2 separate regions of the Homo sapiens genome follow, and region 1 is linked to region 2. Evidence: read pairs that join two places in POLR2A ChIA-PET (ENCODE). Cell type or tissue: CD4-positive, alpha-beta T cell. All regions are shown on one strand. Each heading gives the region's core, and the rest is flanking DNA. Links, peaks and the distances in the headings are about the cores only.

What was found. ChIA-PET counts read pairs that join two places held together with the same protein. Peaks named below come from ENCODE experiments on the same cell type or tissue, not always from the same donor. Only the 100,000 strongest peaks of a DNase experiment are listed, where the experiment ranks them.
Region 1: POLR2A ChIA-PET joins it to region 2 with 6 read pairs; 3 of 35 experiments call an interaction of 5 or more read pairs at or near these places.

What each region holds. Positions count from the first base shown.
Region 1 is chr12:54,476,615-54,482,727 of GRCh38, reverse strand. No RefSeq gene overlaps it. Among named protein-coding and RNA genes, the nearest start is that of GTSF1, 6.1 kb to the right of the region's middle. In CD4-positive, alpha-beta T cell, for the core only: no CTCF peak of the experiment used is centred there; no DNase peak of the experiment used is centred there.
Region 2 is chr12:55,638,181-55,646,384 of GRCh38, reverse strand. It overlaps the pseudogene OR10AE3P. Among named protein-coding and RNA genes, the nearest start is that of OR10P1, 5.4 kb to the right of the region's middle. RefSeq lists an enhancer at 1-208. In CD4-positive, alpha-beta T cell, for the core only: no CTCF peak of the experiment used is centred there; DNase peaks (open chromatin) are centred at 3,534 and 3,914.

The DNA.
Region 1 (6,113 bases), core at 131-4,130, 1.2 Mb after region 2:
ACCGCGCCCGGCCCACTCTGCTCATTTTTAAATGTCACCCCTTGCCCTTCAATCGTTTAAATTCCTGTTCTAGCTTTTTTTTTTAATCCAACTCTTATTCCTCACCTCATTTAAACCTTCCCTATCTTCTTTAGTGATTTCTATCATGGCAGTTAAATATAGACAATTTTCTCCAACCTCAACCATACCACAAACCCTCACGAGAGAAGTCCGAATCATGTGTTGCTTTGTACTTGTTACACCACTAGTCTGCTGCTGTGCATCTAGTAGATATTGAAATACTTGATGCTTAAACTTAATGTTTAAAAGACCCAATTTATGACAGGCCAAAATCTCTGAAGTCATAATTGTTTTTTTTATTGCAGCTAGCTAAGCCTTTCAAAATAACGATATGGTTTTTTTTGCTTAGTTTAGTGATTATTTCAGGTGTATTTAGATTTACAATTAAAGGAAGTTATAGACAACTGAATATTTTATGCCCTTAGGAGGCTAATCCTTACTTATTTTCTAGAATAATCTTCTTACTTTATCTTTTTTTTTTTTTTTTTTTTTTTTGAGACAAGTCTTTACCTGTCACCTAGGCTAGAGTGCAATGGGGCAATCTCGGCTCACTTCAACCTCCAACTCCTGGGCTCAAGTAATTCTTCCACTTCAGCCTCCAGAGTAGCTGGAACTACAGGCACACCCCACCACACCTGGCTAATTTTTTGTAGAGACAGGGTTTCACTATGTTGCACAGGCTGGTGGGGTCAAGCAATCTACCCTCTTTGGTCTCCAAAAGTGCTGGGATTACAGGCGCAAGCCACTGTACCTGGCCTACTTTCATCTCCTGACTAAGGCCTTACACATATTTTCAATTTTTAAAATTATCCTTTGGTATATCGACACCACATTATAAAAACAAAAAAAAAGTTCCCTAAGAATAATGACCCAATATCATCAAATGTCTTTCTTTTTTTTTTTTTTTTTTTGAGATGGAGTGTCACTCTGTCGCCCAGGCTGGAGTGCAATGGTGCAATCTCGGCTCACTGCAACCTCCACCTCCCGGGTTGAAGCGATTCTTGTGCCTCAGCCTCCCAAGTAGCTGGGATCACAAGCGTGCGTCACCACGCCTGGCTAATTTTTGTATTTTTAGTAGAGACGGGGTTTCACCATGTTAGTCAGGCTGGGCTCGAACTCCTGACCTTGTGATCCACCCACCTCAGCCTCCCAAAGGGCTGGGATTACAGGCGTGAGCCACCGTGCCCAGCCCATCAAATGTCTTTCTTTATCATATTTTACATATAGAGAATCTTCCCTTAAAAGGCCATACAGTCTTATTTGACGTGACCACAATGATTTTGTTTTTCCAAACAAGGATATTTTTGAGTATGAAAGGGCTCACTATCAATAATTATCCTGGCTGTAATCCCAGTACTTTGGGAGGCCAAGGAGGGTGGATCACCTGAGATCAGGAGTTAGAGACCAGCCTGGCCAACACGGCAAAACCCTGTCTCTACAAAAAATTAAGAAATTGGCCAGGTGTGGTGGTATGTGCCTGTAATCCCAGCTACTCGGGAGGCTGAGGCAGGAGAACTGCTTGAACCCGGGAGGCAGAGGTTGCAGTGAGCCAAGATCACACTACTGCACTCCAGCCTGGGTGACAGAGCAAGACTCCATCTTTAAAAAAGTAAAAATAAAAATAATGATACTGGGACAACCAGACTAATCAGGTTGGCCACCCTAGTCTTAAGAGAAAAAAACATCATTTATTAGGCAACTGTGTCATTCAAAATATGGGTGCCAGAGCTACTCAAATCTTTAAGAAATTCTGAGGCCTTCGAAAGAAAGCATAATAGAAGTTAAAACATCACTTTGTGGCTTCTAACATAACATTTGGTCAAAGCTTTGAGAAACACCAAATAAACTTATGGGAAAAAAAATAAAAGCACATGCATTTTTTTTTCAGTAGAGTTTAAAAGTAATTGCCTCAAAGCCTTCCTAGATTTCCCAAAGCCTAAACTATTCCCCCATGTTCCCATAACAGGAGTCTCATGTCTCCGAATAACCTTTCATTCCACTTTATTATTGTTAAGCTATAGGACACTTGAAGATAGGTATGATCTTGACTATGTAGTCATCCTGTACCTAAAAGCAAGATTGCTGAATGTGGAGAATCTATATCTTATCAATGGGATAAAAAAAGACTCAGTAGTCTGGGCTAAATATTTCTCTCTTTTTTGTCTTTTTTTCTTTACTTCTTGTGGAGAATACCACAAGGTCTCACTATGTTATCCAGGCAGGTTTCAAACTCCTGGGCACAAGTTATCCTCCCACCTCTGCTTCCCTAAGTGTTGGAATTACAGGCGTGAGCCACTGCCACCAAACCTGGGCTAAATATTTCTATCAGAATAAATCAACCTTTCAAAAACTTTGGTAACCAGGTTCTCTTCTCTAAAAAGTTCTATTAGCTAAGCATGGTAGCAGGTACCTATGGCCCCACCTACTCAGGAGGCTGAGGAAGGAGGATCACTTGAACCCAGGAGGTCAAGGCTGCAGTGAACTGTGTTAACGCCACTGCACTCCAGCAGCCTCAAGGACAGAGCAAGACCCTGTCTCAAAATAAAATAAAATAATGAGTTCTATTAAGGTAATTCAAGGCCAGGCACAGTGGCTCATGCCCATAATCGCAGCACTTTGGGAGGCCAAGGCATGAGTATTCCTTGAGCCCAGGAGTTCAAGACCAGCCTGGGCAACATGGCAAGACCCCATCTCTAAAAAAAAAATGTTAAATTAGCCAGGTATGGTGGCAAGTGCCTGTGGTCCCAGCTACACAAGAGACTGAGGTGGGAGGATTGATGGAGCTCAGAAGGTTGAGGCTGCAGTGAGCCGAGATTGTGCCACTGCTGGGCAACACAGTGCGACCCTGTCTCAAAAAAAAAAAATGGCAATTTCAGTTATATTTCTGGAATAGTAAAGAATTTCCAGCTTTAAAGTTTATCCCCTAAAATCAGGTTTTAAGGTTTAAACCCTTACACTCATAGTATGAACTACGAGGGAAAAAATTGCTAAGGCCTGTTACTCATGTCCTAGATATGCACCAAAATATGCACCAAAACATATCCCATTAGTTCCACATCTTTATCTATCCTGTGGTTGGTCCATACTTTACAGGCCTTTTTGCTCTGCCTTTCCAAGTAGCTGCAGTATAAAACAGGCTCAAAAAAACCTAAATATTTTAGTCTCTTTTTCCCCCATGCTCTTCACAAGATAGATGATATCATATAGTTGCTGCAGCACCTGAAAAAATACACCTGTTCTCAAGTCAAATAATCAAGTATCTACTATGTTACTACTTAATTAAGAACTGTAGTGTATTGGGGGAAATAGGGAGATAGATGTTGGTGAAAAGGTATAAATATTCAGTTTAAGATGAATAAGTTCTAGAGACCTAATGTACTGCATGGTAACTATAGTTAATAATAATGTATTACATACTTGAAATTTGCTAAGGGAATAGATCTTAAGTATTCTCACCACACACACAAAAAAAGATAACTGTGTCAGATAATAGATTTGTTAATTAGTTCAATTGTGGAAATCATTACACAAGGTATACTTGGATCAAAACACCATGTTGTACACCTTAAATATATACAATTTATTTGCCAATCGCCTCAATTAAAAAAAAAACTGTAGTGGCCATGGTCCATTATTGGGGAACAATGTTGGCAACTATAGTATAGGGCAATGGTTCTCAAACTTTATTGGATATTAAAATTATTTGGAGGGCTTATTAAAACACAGACTGTAGGGCACCTCAGCCCCCAGAGTTTCTGATTCAGTTGGTCTGTAATGGGGCCCAAAATGTGCATTTCCTCAAATCCCAGGTGATGCCGATGCTGCTGGTCTATGCACCACACTTTAAGAGCCACTGGTGTCACGGACAGTTTCAGTGCTGGGAGGATAGGAGGGTGGAGGAAGATTACAAGAAAATATAAGGATTTGGGGCTGCACGGTGGCTTCTGCCTTTAATGTCAGCACTTCAGGGGGGCCAAGGCAGGGGAATGCCTTGAGCTCAGGAGTTCGGGACCAGCCTGGGCAACAGGGCAAAACCCTGTGGAGAGAAGAAAAAAAGAAAGGGAAAGGGGAGGAAGGAAGGGAGGAAGGGAGGGAGGGAGGGAGGGAGGGAGGGAAAAGGAAGAAAAAAGAGAAGAAAAGAAGGAAGGAAGGAAGGAAAAATGTAAGGACTAATCCCAAGTAAAGGTTAAAAGAAGGCTTCACAGAGAAAATTAACCTTGGATTTAAACATTTTATATGCCTTAAAATAATAGATCCACAAAACAGCAGTGTTGGAATTTTAGAATTGTTCTACGGAAGACCAGTCCTTTACAGAACTTTTAGTAAGGTTTTTTTAGTATAATTCTGCCCTTCTACCATCTTTTTCTTTTTCAACATAATCCATAGGTTCACACCTCCTACCATCTTTTCAACAGTCTTTTAAGAAGTTACCAAAGTGATGCTTATGAACTTTGGCTTACAATTTACATCTTAGGTGCCAGCACTAGAAAGAGAGTAAGAGATATTTGTTGCTGAGTCCTGGGGAAAGAACTATATATGTAAAGGAAAAACATAAAGAATAGATTTGTCAGGTATACAGGTAACTATTACAGGCAATGTGGATTACAGAAATACGTAACATTTACATGTTAGAACATAGAATGGCTCTAGGACAAACAAAATATCACTACCAGTTTTTCTTCACTCATCCTGTATTTTGCTTTAGCTTCTAGAACTGAATGTTGGCTCTTCTTGGCAAGTCCTCATTAGCAACTCTTTTTTAAACATAAATTTATTTTCATTGGCTCTCACTACCTCTCCCTGCTACTTTTCCTGAACAATTGTAACCAACCCCATATTTTCACCCTCCCCTAAAGCAATATTTCCTAATCTATTCTCACTTATTCTCACCAAGAAGAATATCTGTTACCCCATAGAGCCCCTCTTCTTTTTTTTTTTTTTTTTTTTTTGACACGGAGTCTTGCTCTGTCACCCAGGCTGGAGTGCAGCTCTGCCTCCCGGGTTCAAGCGATTCTCCTGTTTCAGCCTCCTGAGAAGCTGGGACTACAGACAGACACCGCCATACCCGGCTAATTTTTTTTTCTTTTTTTTGTATTTTTAGTAGAGATGGGGTTTCACTATGTTGACCAGACTGGTCTCAAACTCCCGACCTCAGGTGATCTGCCCATCTCGGCCTCCTAAAGTGCTAGGATTACAGGCGTGAGCCACCACGCCCAGCCGAACCCTCATTTTGAAAGAATTTGCAACTGAATTTATTGAATAATTTTTCCATTTTTAATTATACACCCAACTGCCAAACAGAAATCATAATTAGATGAGAGAAAAATTAATAATTAGATGAGAGAACCAGGACTTGATTAATAAAACCTAAGCCAGAAACAAAAAAATATATTTTGGTCTTTTGACGGGCAAAAGTTTTAAGTTTTATTAGGGTTGTCTGAAAACAGAAAGTTTCTAAAGAACCTCAAGGACTACTGGAATGCCTTCAATCCTAAAATCTGAGAAAACTATCTTCCTAACAAAGGGTTTTTTCCAATAACTAAGAGAATAGATCTATTTATTCATTAGTTCAGATATTTTATTTTTACTATTATTAATTCTTTCGTTTTAAATTTTTCTTCTTTGAGACAGTCTTACTCTGTCGCCCAGTCTGGAGTACAATGAACTGCAAACTCAGCTCACTGCAGTCTTGACCTCCTGGGCTCAAGGAATCCTCCCACCTCAGCTTCCCGAGTAGCTGTGACTACAGGCACCCACCATCAGGCCTAGCTAATTTTTGTATTTAGAGAAACAGAGTCTCATCATCTTGCCAAGGCTGGTCTCAAACTACTGAGCTCAATCAATCCACCCGCCTCAGCCTCCCAAAGTGCTGAGATTACAGGCATGTGCCACCGCACCCAGCCAACTATTATTAATTCTAAGAATATAATCTATAGGAGGCTGGGGGTGGTGGCTCACACCTGTAATCTCAGCAACTCTGGAGGCTGAGGTGGGAGAATCACTTGAGGCCAGCAGTTCGATACCAGCCTGGACAATATAGCGAGATCCCCACC
Region 2 (8,204 bases), core at 1,902-5,901:
CTTCGCCCTCCCTGGCATCGCCGAATGCGCTTGCGCAGGGCCATGGCCTCCGCCGCTGTGACGCCATCTGCCGGCCGCTGCATTCTACTACCTGAGGAGCCCTAGTCTTCCGAGCCCGCTTCGCCTTCACCTTGCCCTTCTGCGGCGCAGCACCACCCGCTACTTCCGGCTGGATTCTCGGCCTGTGCTGAGACCTTTAAAATAACACTGATTTTCTTAACTTTTGCAAACTATGCATCTGACAAAGGTCTAATATCCAACATATATAAAGAACTTCGGGAGGCTGAGGCAGGAGAATGGTGAGAACCCGGGAGGCGGAGCTTGCAGTGAGCCGAGATTGCACCACTGCACTCCAGCCTGGGCAACAGAGTGAGACTCCATCTCAAAAAAAAAAAGAACTTAAATTTATAAGAAAAAAAACCAAACAATCCTACTAAAAAGTGGGCAAAAGACATGAATAGACACTTTTCAAAAGAAGACATACATGCAGTCAACAAGCTTATGAAAAAAAGCTCAACATCGCTGATCATTAGGGAAACGCAAATCAAAACCATAATGAGATACCACCTCACACCAGTCAGAATGGCTATTACTAAAAAGCAAAAAACAAAAACAAAACAGATGCTAATGAGGTTGTGGAGAAAAAGGAACACTTGTATACTGCTGATGGGAGTGTAAATTAGTTCAACCATTGTGGAAGACAGTGTGGCAAGGAAGAGAAGAATGGGGAAGGTATAGATACTTAATATTCTTATGATGCAGAAAGGATCCAATGAAGACACAAACTCACTTTTCCTCAGTTTACCAAGGACTGGGTGGGACATATTTGGACTGGAAGTACACTATGAATACCAGGGAGCAAAAAGCCCATGTCTGTCCTTGGGAGTAGGGGACATCAAAGAAGAGAATAGATTTCTTTCTTTTAGTGGAAAGTCTAGGAGTAGAGGATAAGGAGCTGGCTAAGGAAGGCTGACCAGAAGGCTGGGTTGTAGATAGCACTATGACAGGGTGGTTTGGAGCTTGCCTCTGGTGGTTGGCAAGTCCAAGATCAAATCCTGATCATCACTTACCATCTGAAATAGTGGGAGTTTTCTTTACATCTTTGTGCCTTAAATTCTGCATCTGTAAAGTCATGACAATAATCGTTTCTATGTATCACAGGGTTGCTGTGAGGATTAAACACAGCCTTCCTCAGCCATTCTATACCACATCATCACTTGACATATAAATTAACTTGTTTGTTTGTGGCTTCTCTCCTTTCATTAAAATGAGATGTACCATAAAGGGGGAAGGGAAGAAACTGCCTGTCTTGTTTACCAGTGTATCCCTAGTGCCTGGCACATAGTAGGTATTCAGGAAATATTTGCTGAATCGATAAGTAAATGAATATATGAAAGCTGCTTAGCACAGTGCATGTAGGTAATAGTGTTCACTAATCTATTTCGATTATACTATAATTGCTACTACTATCATTTGCCTTCTTATGAACTTTGATGATGACTTTCAGAGCAGTTTTTAGATGTCTTAAAAGTTTGAGACTTTGTTAAAAAAATCCCCCTAAAGTTGCTGGAAAGTTTAAAATGTGTTAATGCTGAAGAGAGGAAGGGGAGAAGTGTGTGTGGGATTTGGGGAAGAGAGTTTTTGGAAAAGAGGAAATCCTGGTGTGAGCTATGAGGGGGATAACTCAGAAAGGATCAGATGGGCCATAGGGGCCATGAAAGAGGAGGAAAGAAGCAGGTGAACAATTCTGGGTTAGAGAAAACCTGACTCTGGTAGCTCAAGGAGTTGAGAGGAATCTTGGAAAACCAGGCTTAGGCAATGATCAGGTACCAAAAGAAGCTGAGAGGCCAGAACCACAGGCCAGGTCATAGCACAGGGGTGGTTGGCTAGGATGCTGCAGGCACTGCTGGCACTGTTGCCCGTGACTCCTCTGGCACCGTGCAGGTGCTGAGGCTGCTGCTGGTGGGCCTGGATGCCACTGTGGTCATCACCAAAATGAATTGTAAACTTTACTTCTTTGAATCACTTGCACCTGATTCAAAGTCTTAGGCAGTTGCATCTGCTAGGACTAGCTAAGATCACAGGGCTGTGTCTCGGCTGTCAGAGTTTAGAGAATCCACAAATTTGGGCCTAATGGCTTCTGTAGAAGTGGATAGAGCTTTGTCCCCCACAAGCTCTATCCACTTAGAGCTTGGGGGGAAGACCCTGTTAAGTTCATGGATGGCCTCCTTTCCTGCCATTATGACCCTTCTATTTGTAGGCCTATTAAGAATGAACTGGGGCCAAGCTCAGTGGTCCACACCTGTAATCCTAGCAATTTTGGAAGGCCAAGGTGGGAGGATCACTTGAGGCTAGGAGTGCAAGACCAGCCTGAGTAACATAGCGAGCCCTCATCTTTACAAAAGTAAAAATAAAAAATTAGTTGGAGGTCATGGCATGTGCCTGTGGTCCTAGCTATTTGGGTGGCTGAGGCGGGAGGATCACTTGAGCCTAGGAGTTCGAAGCTGCAATGAGCCTTGATTTTACCACTGCACTCCAGCCTGGGCGACAGAGCAAGCTCCTGCTCCCACATCCCCATACCCCCCAAAAAGATTGATTTGCTGGAGAATGAGGTATATGCAACCTCCTTTTGTTTTCAGGCTGTGCTTGGGCCCCATCTGATTTTACCAATTTCACTTGTCTATTAAGTGCTATTGGGGATACTTAACTTTAGGGTGAGTGGGTCAAATTACACCCAATTCATGGTGTGCAATACTGTTCCATAGTCACCTGGTGTCCAGTGGTCAGCTGTTCAGTGTATACTGTTGCCTACAAGCAGCCCAAGAGCAGTTTCACAAAAGGATCTTGATTGTTTGCCCCAAAGGGCAAGGTTTGGCTCCCAAATCTGTGATTCACCTCTTGGATTTACCGCAGGCTCCAGTGCCACTGACACTGAGCCTCTTACAGTCTGCTGGGCAGTTGGGAGGCCCAGTGGCGGAACTGCAGCGTGGGCCACTGGGAGAGCATTTGCTTCCTCTGGCTTTTAGGACATCCGATAAGTGGGTTGAAGCAGCCAACCCAAAAGGACTATATGTCGCTTCCCAAATCCAGATAACTACAAGAGGTCTTTTCTTACTGTAGGGAGCAAAAGGTGAGGCAACTTGTCCGTAACATTTGAGGAGATACCCTGATATCCCCAGAAAACCTTCACAGAGAGGCCAGGCCCCTAAATTTATCTCCTAGTTATAAATGTACATCAAGGGTACCTGCCATTTTCCTCTCTCCAGATGCTGTCAGTGTAGTTTCATCAATAGAATGGACCAGTGTGGTGCTCTACGGGGTGGTGACCTGATGAAGGTGCCTGTGGATTTGGTGGCGCAGAGCGAGAAAGCCGATGTAACCCTGAGGCAGGATAAGAAGGGTGACCTTGTGCCCTGCCAGGCAACAGCAAGTGGCTTCTGGAATCTTCTCTGCTTATGAGACGGGAAAAATTGCATTTTCTTTCTCAAGATTTGCATACCCAGTCCAGATGAGAGGAAGTGGCTTCCAGCAGAGGAGGCTCTCCTGTCCCCGCCCCCCACACCGTGTGTCACTGATCTCATTTTCTTGCCTCTGTTTATGCTCCTTAGCTCCTTGGCTGCCCTCATCTTTCTACTTTCTCTAAACTCACGTTTTTGGAGGGAGAATTGAAAGCATGGGCTCTAGAGCTGGAAACTCAAGTCTGTTATTTCCTAGCTGTGTTACCTAGGGAAAGTTGTTTAATGTCTCTGTGCCTCGGTTTCCTCAACTGGTTGAAATTGGCATAACAATAGAGTTGACCTACAGGTGGACCTACTGTCAAGCTTAAGCTTTTGGGGCTCTTCATTTGTATGGGTTCCTCATAAAGGTGTGGAAAGAGCCTTAGCAATTGTGTTCCTGTGGTCAAATGTCCTTATATAAATTGCAGAAGTGATGTGTTAACTGCAGGCTGTTGTAATGTCTGTCTTTTTCACTCTTGCTTCCTCTCTGTCACATTTCCTCTTCTTCTGGGGGGTGTTGAAGTAGCCATGGATATTTTTTATTAAATAGAGCTGTCTTAAATTGTATGAGCTTTAGGTCCCATAAAATTGAGATCTGTACCTCGTAGAGTTTTTATGGGGATTAAATAAGACAGTTACAGGTTAAGAGGTTAGTATAGTCTTTGGTACCTAGCATGTATGTGATGTTACCTATTCTTATTACTATTCATTCTGGTTTGACTGTCTTTCCATGCTTCCTGTTCAGATTCTAATCATCTCCAAGTTCTGCCTGCTCCAGATCACTGCACCGTATCTCTCTATCTTTTCAGTAGAGAGTGTCTTGGCCACCTGGATCCTGGTTGCAGCAGTGGCATCTCTGGGGGACATTTGTCTTTTTTTCTGTCTGTCCAGTGCCTTTGGAACACCCTTTCAATGTTTGGGAAGTTTTATGCCTCACTGGTCTTCATTCCCCAAGGTAAATTGCTTTTCCAGATTCTACAGAGGAGGATGCAGAATTCACCATCTAATGAGCTTGTAGGGAAGGCATCTGGCAGAGCCCAGGCCTGTCGTCCCGAGAGCCAGCTGTAGGCACTGGGCAGTGCTGTGTGAACTGTGCTGCCAGTGCCGTGGAGTTGACACTGGAGCTGCCCTTGCGGGTGCTGAGTGTCACCCTGGCCACACGGCTGGTAAACCTGTTCCCCTTGGAGACGCTGTGCACTGTGAAATCTTCTTTGAATAATTAGTCTCTGCTTAAGATGATCAGAGTGGAATCTGTCGTTTGCAACTAAGTGCCCTGACTGATGGACTGGTTTGTGGTCTCTGTGTCTCTTTTTGGTGCCTCTATTACCTATTTTCCATACCACAGCTAGAGTGATCTTTTAAAAACTCAAACCTGGTCTTGTCACTGAGGATGAGCCCCCAAGTTCTCAAGTGGCCCACAACATCCTTATGGTCTGTACCCAGTGGAGGTGGGAGCACTAGTAATTACCCTGATCCTTAGGCTTTCCACAAGGTGAAGGGATTTTTTATTCCACTCCCAGAGAGAAACAAGTGTAGAAACACTTCCTGCCGTCCTCTCTGGCCCCTGACTTGCTTCTTCATAGGTGGAGGAGTGACCTTAGTTACTCATGGTACTGTAGAGAGCATTTTTGCCTTCTTTGGTTTTTCTTTCAGGCTGTCTTGCCTTTGGCCACATGTACTCTTTTCCCTTCAAATGGTGAGCCCCTGCTTGGAGTGACCTGTAATTTGTATGGATCCTCTGTCTGTAACTGGGTGATAGTGGTGAATGCAGGGAGTATGACATTTATTTTGTTTTATTATTTTAATTAAAAAAACCTAAATAGAGGCAGGGTCTCGCTATGTTGGCCAGGCTGATTTCAAACTCTTAGTCTTAAGCAATCCTCCTGCCTTGGCCTTCCAAAGTGCTGGGATTACAGGCATGAGCCACTGCACCTGGCCTATTATTTTAATTGATACATAATAATTGTACATATTTGTGGGGTACACTGTGATGTTTTAATACATGTATACACTTGTGTAATAAGTAAATCAAGATATTTAGCATATTGTAAACTAAAGATGAAATCCCACGCCCCCCACCCACTGAGAAACCTTAAAAACGGAGTCCTCAGCCATGATGGCTGCTTTCATGACTGACATGGACCTCTGGCTACCGGTGCAGCCATGGCAATCACTGTGCTCAGGGATCCAGAACAATCTAGAAGATGGAATAGAAGGTCAGACACACTTTATTGTACCTCCTCTCTTCTATGGTTTAGACACAACAATTGACCAGCATTAATGTTAAAATAGAGGTCATGAGATTGACAGAATAGACTCTTTGTGGCAATAATATATCAAATTATGAACAGGACTTAAGGCCATGCCAGGCAAAGGTTAAGTCACACATTCCTACACTTAAAGAATAAACTATGTTCTAACTGCCACAAGGTTTTCCTTTTTCTCTAGCAGCTAAACAAGCTCTGGCTTCGAGATAAGCAATAGCAAAACAGTTGTAGCTCCTCCACCACCAGACACTTACTGGCTGACTCCCCTGTTCCACAAGCCATAACTACAGCTTTGATTGGCCAAATGATTGATTTCAGTAACTTTCTCCTGATAAGAAGACCACTGCCCAGGGGCTGCTTCTGGCCAGTTTACAGAGGCTGCACACTTGAATGCCTTTGTGTCTCTGCTTCACCTTTTGATGTAAGGGTCTAAATTGTAATGCACGTAAATGTTAAGTTTGCACCCCAAGGTGAACATGGGTCATATGCTACATATATGTTTATTTAGCACCTACATGTTAGGACCACCTTCAGGAATATTCCTAGCTCCTCCCGTAACCTACTGAATGTGTACACCTGGCCAACCTGCTTAGCACATAAATCCCTGTTCCACCTGCCTCTCCCTCGAAGTGCCTGCCTTTTGGGCTTTGGCTGGAGCCTATGCTTCCCAGCCTGTTAGAATGGCCACCTTACATGCTGTAACAGTTTTTAAGAAATAAAGCCTCCTGCTGGGGGCGGTGGCTCACGCCTGTAATCCTAGCACTTTGGGAGGCCAAGGTGGATGGATCACTTGAGCTCAGGAGTTCGAAACTAGCCTGGGCCACATGGTGAAGCCCCGTTTCTACAAAAAAACAAAAACAGACAAAAAAACCCCAAAATTAGCTGGTATGGCAGCATGTGCCTGTAGTCCCAGCTACTTGGGAAGCTGAGGCTGGAGGATCACTTGAACCAGGGAGGCTGAGGTTGCAGTGAGCCAAGATCATACCACTGCATTCCAGCCTGGGTGACAAAGTGAGACCCTGTCTTAGAAAAAAAAAAAAAAAGAAATCTCCCTTTCTAAATTTATAATTACCTTATGCCTTTATCATTTCTTTGTGGTGAAAACATTCAAAATTCTCTATTCTAGCTATTTTGAAATCTACAATACAATATTGTTACCTGAGGTCACCCTATGGTGCCATAGAACACTAGAACTTATTCCTTCTAAACGTACCTTTGTATCCACTGACCAATCCCTCCCTATGTCCCCTTCCCCACTTCCTTCTCCAGGCTCTGGTAACCACCATTCTACTCTCTATTTCTAGGAATGAGAACAACTTCATGAGACTTATTTTGACTGGATCATCTGAGGTCAGGAGTTCTAGACCAGCCTGGCCAACATAGTGAAACCCCATCTCTACTGAAAATACAGAATTAGCCGGGCGTGCCTGTAATCTCAGCTACTTGGGAAGCTGAGGCAGGAGAATTGCTTAAACCTGGGAGGTGGTGGAGGTTGCAGTGAGCCGAGACTGCGTCTTTGCACTGCAGCCTGGGCGACAAGAGCAAAACTTCATCAAAAAAAAAAAAAAAAAAAGAAAAAAGAAAAGAAAGAAGTGGGTGCAGAGGCTGGGCTACAGAAGAACACACTGATTCCCATGGCTGAATACTCCTTCGCACAAGAGCAGAGCCTCTGTGAGGGATAAGGACTCCTTGAAGATCACAGGGGTGGTAAGAGGGAAGACTGGGTTCCCATCATTTCCTGAACAGCTCATGTTATTGATGAAATGTTGAGGTCTCTCCTCACTGAAAGCCAGAGTTTCTGGCATTTCTTGGCTAGAGGACACAAAGGTGGTAATGATGTGTGAGAGGTGAGGGAATAGAGGGGACGTGGAACAGCCTGTCTTTTTGCCTCGGCCTTCTGCTGCCCTTTAGCTATGGGGGGCTCCAGGGAATAAAGCAGGAGAAACATCTGTCCCTGGGCTGAGGGAAGTGGGCAGCCGGTGGCACCTCAGCACAGAGGGATGGGAGTGTTTTCCTTCCACCTTGTCTTGCTTCTGGCTCCCTGGTTAGCTCCAGCTCTGGATCCTGCCTCTCAAGCTGGTGGGTCTTCTGGAATCCCTGACCAGCTCTTTCCCAAAAGCACCCACAGTAGGACACCCCAGTGTGTTTCTGGGAGACATGTATAGGCTGTCCTGGGAGATAACTTTTCCTGATGTTTAACTTGGTCCTTTTTGATACCATCTGACCATCTTCCCTTTTGTGCTGGTATCTTGGGAAGGAGAGAGCCTTATGACTGGAACCCTCAGATGCCCCTCTTCCTGAAGGCCAAGGGGAGAACAGATGTTCCACTGAGTAGAGGAAAGCTCAGACACAGGTGGTGGAAGAAAATGTAACAGAGGGGCTAGGTAAACTCCTCCACAGGCTTTGGGTGGGCCACTTAGTTGGATGTCAAGTTCACAGA